Regions from separate parts of the Homo sapiens genome. Here region 2 is linked to region 1. A link is an interaction called in ENCODE POLR2A ChIA-PET data of the cell type or tissue named here. Cell type or tissue: PC-3. All regions are shown on one strand. Links, peaks and the distances in the headings refer to the core of each region. The heading gives the core; the rest is flanking DNA. Region 1 overlaps C6orf132 (chromosome 6 open reading frame 132). Region 2 holds the start of LOC105375061 (a long non-coding RNA gene).

Region 1 (5,374 bases), core at 105-5,104:
GCCCACTGGCCCAGCCCCTGGTGACCCACCCTTGAGACTTGGCTGAGCTCTGAGGAATCCCAGGCATGAGGATGTGTGTGTCCCAGGCATGAGGAGGCCAGTGGGGTGGACTGGGGCCATCAGTGGGTAAGCCCTGCCCTCCTGAACTCTCAGGGGTGCAACAGGTGAGCAGTGGGCCCCAGCCCCCACAAAACTGCAAAGGGAAACTAGCCTCATCCTTGAATAGCGAGTGTTTTCTTCCCTGCCTTCTTCCCTCCCTTTCTTCCTCCTTCTCAACTCTGAAATGTTAGCAGTCAATAGGGCAATAGGGGATTCCTGGTGACCTGTCCCTGACCATGGGGAAGAACCCATTTCCTCAGATGCAACCAGAGAGACACACCCTGAAGGCTGTGCCCGGAGCAGTGGCCCAAGTCCTTGATTAGAATCCAGGGGAAATAAACTTTCTTGAGCACTACTCTGCAGGACCTCTTAAGGTGTGCAGTGGCCTCTGGTATCACAGCAAACCTAAGGGAGGTGGGATTATTCCCATTTTACAGATGAGAAAGCTGAGCCTCAGAAGGCAAGAAAGGGACACACTTCTTGAGCACCATCTATATGTCAGCTACTATCTCTGACTCCTTTTAGATAAGTCAGTTAAGATTGCAAATCTGGTCTGCCTGACTCCTAAGTTGATGTTTTTTCCACTCAATCACAATAATTAAAAAGAAAACTAGGCCAGGCGCGGTGGCTCATGCCTGTAATCCCAACACTTTGGGAGCCCGAGGTGGGAGGATCACAAGGTCAGGAGTTTGAGATCAGCCTGGCCAATATGATGAAACCCCGTCTCTACTAAACATACAAAAAATTAGCCGGGCATGGTGGCATGCACCTGTAGTCCTAAGTATTCAGGTGTCTGAGGCCGCAGAATCGCTTGAACCTGGGAGGTGGAGGTTGCAGTGAGCCAAGATCGTGCACTCCAGCCTGGGTGACAGAGCGAGACTCCGTCTCAAAAAACAAAAACAAAAAACCCCAAAAAACACACTATTATTGTATTGGGTATTTTTTTTTTAATTATAAAGGAAACAAAAGTTCATTGTTAAGAACCTCAGGCCGGGCACGGTGGCTCAAGCCTGTAATCCCAGCACTTTGGGAGGCCTAGGCGGGCGGATCATGAGGTCAGGAGATCGAGACCATCCTGGCTAACACGGTGAAACCCCGTCTCTACTAAAAATACAAAAAATTAACTGGACGTGGTGGTGGGTGCCTGTAGTCCCAGCTACTTGGGAGGCTGAGACAGGAGAATGGCATGAACCCGGGAGGCGGAGCTTGCAGTGAGCCGAGATCGCGCCACTGCACTCCAGCCTGGGCAACAGAGCAAGACTCCGTCTCAAGAAAAAAAAAAAAAAAGAACCTCGCAATAAAGACAAGGAAGGAAATACATATAAATATTCTTGGAATGGTAGTTTCCTCCACCCATGCTTCCTCCCTAATCATTGCTGGGAACTTTCCAATATACTAGGCTGTGATGATGGGTTTTTTTTGTTTTTGTTTTTGTTTTCGAGGTGGAGTTTCGCTCTTGTTGCCCAGGCTGGGGTGCAATGGCATGATCTTGGCTTACCGCAACCTCTGCCTCCCGGGTTCAAGCGATTCTCCTGCCTCAGCCTCCTGAGTAGCTAGGATTACAGGCATGTGCCACCATGCCCTGCTAATTTTGTATTTTTAGTAGAGACAAGTTTCTCCATGTTGGTCAGGTTGGTCTTGAACTCCTAACCTCAGGTGATCAGCCCACCTCGGCCTCCCAAAGTGCTGGGATTACAGGCATGAGCACCCGCCCCTGGCCACTGTGATGGTTTTTAAAGGGCTGCTTTGGCCAGGTGAGGTGGCTCACATCTGTAATCCCAGCACTTTGGGAAGCAGAGGAGGATCACTTGAGCCTTGGAGTTCGAGACCAGCCTGGCCAACATAGCAAGACCCTGTCCCACAAAAAATATAAAAACAAGCTGGACAGGCTGGGTGCAGTGGCTCACGCCTGTAATCTCAGCACTTTGGGAGGCCGAGGTGGGTGGATCACTGGAGGCCAGGAGTTCGAGAGCAGCCTAGCCAACATAGCAAAAACCCATCTGTATTTAAAATACAAAAAAATGAGCCAGGTGTGGTGGTACGCGCCTGTGGTCCCAGCTACTTGGGAGGCTGAGGCAGAAGAATTGCTTGAACCTGGGAGGCAGAGTTTGCAGTGAGCCGAAATTGCACCACTGAACTCCAGCCGGGGCAACAGAGTGAGACTCTGTCTCAAAAAAAAAAAAAAAAAAAAAGCTGGAAAGCTGGGCATGGTGGCTTGCACCTGTAGTACCAAACTTTGGGAGGCCAGGAATTCTCCCTTTTTTTTTTTTTTTTTTTTTTTTTTTGAGACAGAGTCTTGCTCTTGTGCCCAGGCTGGAGTGACGTGGCGCAATCTCAGCTCACTGCAACTTCTGCCCCCTGGGTTCAAGTGATAGCGATTCTCCTGCCTCAGCCTCCCGAGTAGTTGGGATTACAGGCGCCTGCCCCACACCTGCCTATTTTTTTTTTCTTTTTTTTTTTTTTTTTTGTAGAGACAGGGTTTCACCATGTTGGCCAGGCTGGTCTCAAACTCCTGACCTAAGATCCACCTGCCTTGGCCTCCCAAAGTGCTGGGATTACAGGAGCTCAGGAATTTGAGGCTGCGGTGAGCTATGATCTTGCCACTGCATTGCAGCTTGGGTGACAGTGAGATCCTATCTCTAAAAAAAAAAAAAAAAAAAAAAAATTAAAGGGCTGCTTCAACTGAACTGAGTTGCTGGCTTGTACACCTCTGTGAAGTAAGTGAAGTGACCGATGGTCTTAGCTTCTGGGTGTTGTCTGGGTGTGAGGACGAGGAAGTGCTGAGGCCCAGTTTCGTGGAGTTCCCAAGCTGGTAGAGCCAGGGCTGGACTCTGCCCCAGGCAGCCACAGTGCAGGGAGTGGCTGTGGCCGGCTGCCCAGGCTGGCCCAAAGAGGGAGGTGCTGCAGCCAGGCCCACCAGGAGCACGCTCAGATGCTCTTTTGCATGTTCTTTGCTTCACTGTACACAGGTTGGTCTGCCCCTTTCGATGTGGGCTGCCACACTCGGAGGGCCATGCACTCCACTCCCCTGAGAATGTTTGAGGCACATGGCAACCCCTGCTGGCAGCACCCTGGGCTCCTAAGTCTGTCATTTTCCTGATGCCAAGGGTGGAGCAGTGTAAGGTTGGGACACAGCAGGCTCCCCAGCTGACTGCAGCAGTCAGAGCCCTGTGTCTGAGGCCAACAGTGACCTCAAGCCCAGCCCTGCCTGCCTGGTCTGGGGCTCCTGGAAAAGAACTTTGAGAACTCTCCCTCCCACCTACTCCTGCCTCTACCCTGCTGCCCCTTTGGCATCTCTGGAGTCAGAGGACAACCTCGAGGCAATACAGTTGTCTGTCCCAACACCCTGTCATCGAGGGGTGACCCTGAGTGTCCAGGTCACTGCCCACACGACGCAGGTGAGCTGACTCACAGAAGGGACACTTTATGGACTGACAGAACGCTGTAGTCAAAGTGATCCTTGGAGAGTATTTACAGAAGGGGCAGAAAACTGAGACCAGAGTGAGAAGTTACTTTGCTCCAAGTTAATTGGTAGCAGAGCTAGAGCCATAACACAGGTTTTCTGCCTCTTTGTCCCATATTCTTTTTTTTTTTTTTTTTTTTTTTTTTTGTGACAGGGTTTTGCTCTGTCACTCAGGCTGGAGTGCAGTGGCACAATCTTGGCTCACTGCAATCTCCACCTCCTGGGTTCAAGTGATTCTCCTGCCTCAGCCTCCCAAGTAGCTGGGATTACAGGTGCCCACCACTACACCTGGCTAATTTTTTTGTATTGTTAGTAGAGATGGGGTTTCACCATGTTGGTCAGGCTGGTCTCGAACTCTTGACCTCAGATGATCCACCTACCTTGGGCTCCCAAAGTGCTGGGATTACAGGCGTGAGCCACCATGCCCGGCACTTGTCCCATATTCTTTCTGCCACTCTCACTCATCCAGGAACATATTCATTCAACAAACATTTGTTTAACTGCCCGGTCTGTGTCAGGCACATACAAAGAAGCAGCCATCACCGAGCCCTCAAGTAGACTGGGCTGGGCAGCAGGGACTACAGTCATCAACTCTATGTCTATAGACATAGAGTTGTGTTAGAGGGAAAGTATGAGAGCAAACACTGTACTGGCAAAGGAAGCAGGCTGTCAGGTCCCAATATTGGCCCTGGCACTTACTAGCTGTGTGACCTTGGGCAATGTACTTAGCCCTCTGTGCTTCAGTTTTCTCATCTATAAAATAAAAATAATAACTTGTCTCTTAGGGTTACTGTGAAAACTAACAGTAAGACTGGGTTGCTATATGTGAAGTACTCAGAACAGTGCCTTGCACCTAGTAGATGCCTAATAAATGTCAGCTGCAATAATAATGCACACAGAGCCTGAGGATCACACAGGGAGGAGAATTAACTCTGGCTGGGGTTGCCAAGAAGGACTTCACAGAGGAAGGGCATTTAATCTGGGGCTTAAAGGATACCTAGGAGTTTGCCAGGAAAAGAAGAGAATCCTAGGCAGAGTAAGAACAAGAACAAGGCTGCGGAAGCTTGAGGTGTGGAAATGGATCGCAAGTGGGAGCAGTGACTTTCGGGGGTTGGGAGAGGCAGATGTAGCTGGATCATCTAGAGGGCTTTTCAAGCTACCCATCTGCCCCTGGGACCTCTGAAACCTCTGCACAATTCCTCCAACAGGTGGTTTTTGTGCCCCACTGAGGACCCCTGCTGCAGGGAGCACACTTGTTCATGAGTCGGTCAGGTTCCCCCAGCTACAGTGGGATAGGAAAAAGACAAGAACCACCAGTGGGAGCCCAGGGTTTGTGGAGTAGGTGGGGAGAAGATGGTAGGAGCTGCAGAGGTCCAACTTATGAAAGTTCTCACAGGCCATGTGAAGGTGTTTGAATTTCTTCCTCTGGACCAATGGAAGGATTCTGAGCCAGAAAGTAAGCTGCTCTGAGATACTTTTGGGAAAGAATATCCCCGTGGCAGCTTTGGAGAATGGAGTGAGGCGGAGACTGGGAAAGTATCTGGCATCAAAGGGAGTCTGTTCATCTGGGTGAGGGATGGTGAGGACTGAGGAAGGGCTGAGGTGGAGGGGCAGCAGGAAGGAAGGATTCAGGAAGTGATGGGCAGAACTGGATGACCAGCTGGGTTTGCAAGGTGCCCGAAAAGACAGTGATCCATAACTCGCTGTGGGACCTTGGGCATGTCACTGAATCTCTCTGAGCCTCCATTTCCTCATCTGGAAAATGGCGGTAGCAATGACAGCACCTGTCTCATTGGGCTGTTGTGAAAAGCA
Region 2 (5,374 bases), core at 287-5,286, 110 kb before region 1:
AATTCACATCCGCTGGACTGAAGTTTACCTTGATGTTAGCTATAAGAAATAGTTTTCTAACACATACGATAGCAAATACAAGACAAATAGCATTGAAGGCCAACAAAAATGGCTTCAGATACACCTTAGCTATAATGTTTGCATTCAAACAATGAATGTATTCATCACAAGTCACTTACCAAAGCACTTCTAGACTTCTCCAACCTCCATGACTTTGCTCTGCTTCCTCCTGTCCCTGTCAGCAGGGTTGCTGTTTGTACTTGAAGGTAATAAACCTGTAATCCTTCAAAAATGCCATTTAGCCCCAGGCTTCTGAGCTGAGTCAGACTGACCCATCCCACCGTTAGGGCAAAAGTCAGGCTGGGACACAGCGCCAGTACAGAGAGGATCCTGCTTCATGCAACTCCCCTTTTGGAGTTAATGCAGCGTGATTTCCTGGGCCGGTGTTTTCAGGCATCGCCCACCCCAGGTATGCTGGTTCCCAGCTCCACGTAGGTGTGCCTATCACGCTGGGCCACTTTGCTGACAACATTCATAGCTTGACATGAGAGAGAATATCAGCAGAAGCATGAGAGTAGGACCTGACGTCTTTGACTCTGCAAAAGCATTTAGCACACACTCATGGGGGGGAACTGGCTGTGAGCCACAGCAGCCCCACACAGACAGTGGTCTCTGAACTTCAGGAAAGCCATGGACAGAAAAAAAAATAAAATTCTTTTCCATCATTCTATTTTCAAAGAGGTCTTGGCGTTTTCCTACATCTTTTGTTTAGAGGGGGAAAAAAGTTTCATTTGCTGCCATTTCAGAAAGGTTATGCTATCCTGTTTTATCCAAGCAGTTGTGAGTCAGGAACTGCCTGGGCAGTGTGCATCAACTTTGTGGCCGAACCATTACAGCTGTCATATCCTTGGCTGATCGTCTCTCCCAGGGACTACTGCCCTCCACTTAGTGTCTGAGGGTAAGCCTAGAAGGGTGCTGCTATTGGGTCTATGGAAGCTTATCTATCAAAGGAGCAAACATCCAGAAAAGTGTTTATAAAGCAAATGTATTGCCTCTGTTTAGAGATTTGCCCAGCTGTTCCAGTTTTAAACATTAAAAAATAAACTCAGTTGCCATGGCAAAAATAGAATGCACAGCTTACTTATAATTTTCCATGCAGTATAGCATAAGGATTTTTGACTTGAAACAACCAAAGAACTCCTCCTTAACGAGACAGTTCAAATTCCTGAATTAGTATTTCTTGACTATCAACTTAAAGAATGGACTTCCTAGTACAATGTTGCACTTATTTTTTTTTCTGAAATAATTCTGCCTGCATGTATGTGTTGTGTTTTAGCTTCTCCCCTTACCCCACCCCAAAGATCTTTTCTTCCTAATGGTTAATGTCTCAACTCGGTTACTGTTTACTATCAGATGGTTTTTCATTAGTGAATTTAGACCTCTTTGAGAAAGCTTGTATATAAAAAGTTAACAGATATATTTTATGGAAAAACCCATCTTATTTTCAAATATATTTAACTGCTGTTATATTTTATTAGAGGAAGGTTGTAAATATTTTCTAGGAGTTCTATTGTAAAGAAAAGTATTTTTGAAAAAAATTAATGTAATAAAAAGGAAAACATTTTTAAATAGTGGTTGTGATTGCTTCCTGTTCTGGCTTCGTTATGTTCTATTCTCAGCAGATGAATTGCATGCCTTCCATATCAGGATGTAATTTATTCAGGTTTGCACTATTATAAGTTGACATCATAATATCTAGTGTGCTTAACTGTATTTTCCCGGAATGCAAGTCCCTTGGTCCATATTAAAGCACTATGTATAGCATATTCATAATTTTTCTTTTGTAACGTGTGTATTTTTAATAAGGATTTTATGTAACATTTTGGCAACAAGAGGACCGTATTTTCTAGTGAATTTTATAATAACATTTTGCTAAAAATGTTTCTTCCTAGGTCAGTTTTTGTTAAGGTGAACCAAAAGTCTTATTTTACCAGGGGTTTAAAAAAAGTTTGAAGCTTGAAAGCAAAGTTATATTTAAACATCATATGTAACAAATAAATAAAGATGTTTTATAGACTTGTCCTAAAAAGGTGCATTCCTTAAAAAAAAAAAAAAGAAAAAAAAAGGAAACTGGGGCATTCTAGGTTGTTTCCCCTCCAAGTGATAAGCTTTTTTTTTTTCTTAATTATCACAATGCTTCTTCAAAAAGGGAACCAGGGAAATTTTATTTAACACATTCTAATCATTAGCCTCTCAGAAAGTTATTACAGTTCCTATAGATGGGCATTCATCAAATGGAGATGTAACCAAACAGACACTGTCATATTTATTTGTGAAAACCTGATTCAATATTGCATCAGCTGCTCTGAAAATAAAATATTAATCTTTTGCGTTTCGTTTGGCTTAAATATTTCTTCTTTCTAGCCATTGCTATGACTTCTCAATGCTGGATAAATGCTAGTTTACCTGTTAATTGGTTTCCGTAGACAACAAGTTTAAGTCGGCTGATCAAATTTAATGATCATTATTAAAGTGTCCCCCGACTCCGAAGACCAGGACATACATTTCTGCTATTCAAGCAGTGGATGAACCACTTGGGTTCGTAAACCTTATGACTCAAACTGTGTCATAAACTCAAACTGAGTCATAAACCTTATGACTCAAACTGTGATTCAAGGGAGCACACTGTGACATACAGGTGTCTTACACTAAATCCTCCACAAAGTCTTAAGTCCACCCCGATTTATTTGCATTTTAAATCTGAATTTCCAAATTTGAGTAAGTAAGTTTACTTTTTTTTTTTTGACAGTCTTGCTTTGTTCCCCAGCCTGGAGTGCAGTGGCACGATCTTGGCTCACTGAAGCCTCCACTCCTGGGTTCAAGCAATTCTCACGGGTCAGCTCCTCTAAGTCCACCCCGATTTATTTGCATTTTAAACCTGCATTTTCAAATTTGAGTAAGTATGTTTACTTTTTTTTTTTTGAGACAGAGCCTTGCTTTGTTCCCCAGCCTGGAGTGCAGTGGCATGATCTCAGCTCACTGAAGCCTCCACTCCTGGGTTCAAGCAATTCTCACGGGTCAGCCTCCCAAGTAGCTGGGACTATACAGGTCATGCACCACCACACCTGGCTAATTTTTGTATTTTATTAGAGGCGAGGTTTCGCCATGTTAGCCAGGCTGGTCTCGAACCCCTGGCCTCAAGAGATCCGTCTGAGGCCCGCCTCGGCCTTCCAAAGTGCTGGGATTACAGGTGTGAGCCACTGCACCTGGCTGTATGTTTACTTTTTTTTTTTTTTTTTTTTGAGACAGAGTCTCCCTCTGTCACCCAGGCTGGAGTGCAGTGGTGTGATCTCAGCTCACTGCAAGCTCTGCCTCCCGGGTTGATGCCATTCTCCTGCCTCAGCCTCCCGAGTAGCTGGGACTACAGGCGCCCGCCACCACACCCTGGCTAATTTTTTGTATTTTTAGTAGGGACGGGATTTCACCTTGTTAGCCAGGATGGTCTCGATCTCCTGACCTCATGATCCACCCGCCTCGGCCTCCCAAAGTGCTGGGATTACAGGCGTGATGTATGTTTACTTTTCATGGTCAACAGAAAACTATAGAAGAACTTTCAAATTCTGGATTTCATACAGAAGTTTACAGAATTTTACAAAAATAAATTTGCTTTAAGTGGGGAATGCCTATTCAAGACCTTGATCTAGATTCTTTTGGAGGGTGGGGGGGGTGGGGAAGGGGGGTTGTTGTTGTTTTTAAACTAATAGAGACAGGGTCTCACTATGTTGGCCAGGCTGATGTTGATCTCCTGGCCTCAAGCAATCCTTCTGCCTTGGCCTCCTGAAGTGCTAGGATTATAGACATGAGCCACTGCACCTGGCCTCTTTTGGATTTTTTTTGTTTTTGAGACGGAGTCTCACTGTCGCTCAGGCTGGAGTGCAGTGGCGCGATTTGGGCTCACTGCAACCTCCACCTCCCGAGTTCAAGGGATTCTCCTGCCTCAGCCTCCCGAGTAGCTGGGACTACAGACCACCACGCCTGGTTAATTTTTTTTTTTTTTTTTTTTTTTTTTTAGTAGAGATGGGTTTCACCGTGTTAGCCAGGATGGCCTGGATCTCCTGACCTCATGATCCACCCACCTTGGCCTCCCAAAGTGCTGAGATTACAGGTGTGAGCCACTGCGCCTGGCCTTTTTTGGTTTTTGACTTTAATTTTAGCTGTTTACTTTAGACAACCTATACCAAATAAAATAGCTATTCCTCTAGAAACTGTGTGCCTTAGCCAGTGCTGTAAATTTAAAGTCTACTTCTGGAGGCCTAATTGGAAGATTTTTTTCTACTTTTATTCAGTCAGTCGATCCTCATGAGCCACCATTATTCCATACTGTATTATACAGGGGGAGGAGAGTGTATAAAGATGGCTGTACATGATTCCTTCCTGCCAAGGAATTTAATACCTAGAAAGACATATGGGGGCCTTGGAACAGATTCAATTCCAGGATTGAGAAGAGACCTATCAATATTCGGAATCCTCTCACCATCACCCACATGTACACAGCAATTTATAGCGGGTGCTCAGCAACTATTTGTTCAATGAGTTAACTCGCCAGTCCTCCAGGTACGCTCATCCATGTGTGCATTTGGCAGAGAGAGAATGTGTGTGTAAATCCTGAATTCCATTTACTCCCTATCTACCATCCTCAGCCACCGCCAGCGAGCTGAGATGTGCTCTAGGAATGTGGATGAGAGTTCATGTTGACACAGCAAAGCATAATTAGGAAGACATTTTAAGAAATTGAATAATATATTCCTAAGAGAACCATAAGTGATCTTTGAATTGTAGATATCCCTGTGTAAAGGAGCCAAAGGGCCAGTCGTGATGGCTCACTCCTGTAATCCCAGCACTTCGGGAGGCCGCGGCGGGTAGATCACCTGAGGTCAGGAGTTTGAGACCAGCCTGACCAACATGGAGAAACCCTGTCTCTACTAAAAATACAAAAATTAGCCAGGCATAATGGCGCATGCCTGTAATCCCAGCTACTCGGGAGGCTGAGGCAGGAGAATCCCTTGGACCCAAGAGGCAGAGGTTGCAGTGAACCGAGATCAAGCCATTGCACTCCAGCCTGGGCAACAGGAGTGAAACTGTGTCTCAAAAAAACAATAATAATAAAAATAAATATAAAAAAAGGAGCCAAAGAGCTGATTACTTCCTTTATGTACGAGAGGATCTTTTGGAAAGGACTGTCTTTAAAAACAGAACAACTGGCACAATCAAAATATGATTAACTGTAAAATATTTGATGTATCTATGTTTATTTTTTCTGGACATAAAGCAAGGTTTACTTGCATCAACTATCTAGAATCATTGGACTCCTGCT

What was found. ChIA-PET counts read pairs that join two places held together with the same protein. Peaks named below come from ENCODE experiments on the same cell type or tissue, not always from the same donor. Only the 100,000 strongest peaks of a DNase experiment are listed, where the experiment ranks them.
Region 2: POLR2A ChIA-PET joins it to region 1 with 15 read pairs; 7 of 35 experiments call an interaction of 5 or more read pairs at or near these places.

The regions. Positions count from the first base shown.
Region 1 is chr6:42,116,259-42,121,632 of GRCh38, reverse strand. All of the region lies in intron 2 of C6orf132 (chromosome 6 open reading frame 132), which reads left to right. Among named protein-coding and RNA genes, the nearest start is that of C6orf132, 24 kb to the left of the region's middle. In PC-3, for the core only: no CTCF peak of the experiment used is centred there; a DNase peak (open chromatin) is centred at 2,902; H3K27ac peaks cover 3,535 bases.
Region 2 is chr6:42,221,952-42,227,325 of GRCh38, reverse strand. TRERF1 (transcriptional regulating factor 1) reads left to right here. Exons shown (of 18, transcript NM_001395490.1): 18 at 1-2,395. It overlaps LOC105375061 (a long non-coding RNA gene), which reads right to left and starts at 2,587. Exons shown (of 4, transcript XR_001744122.2): 1 at 2,467-2,587. RefSeq lists an enhancer at 2,740-2,819. In PC-3, for the core only: no CTCF peak of the experiment used is centred there; DNase peaks (open chromatin) are centred at 335, 875, 2,655 and 4,645; H3K4me3 peaks cover 2,466 bases; H3K27ac peaks cover 5,000 bases.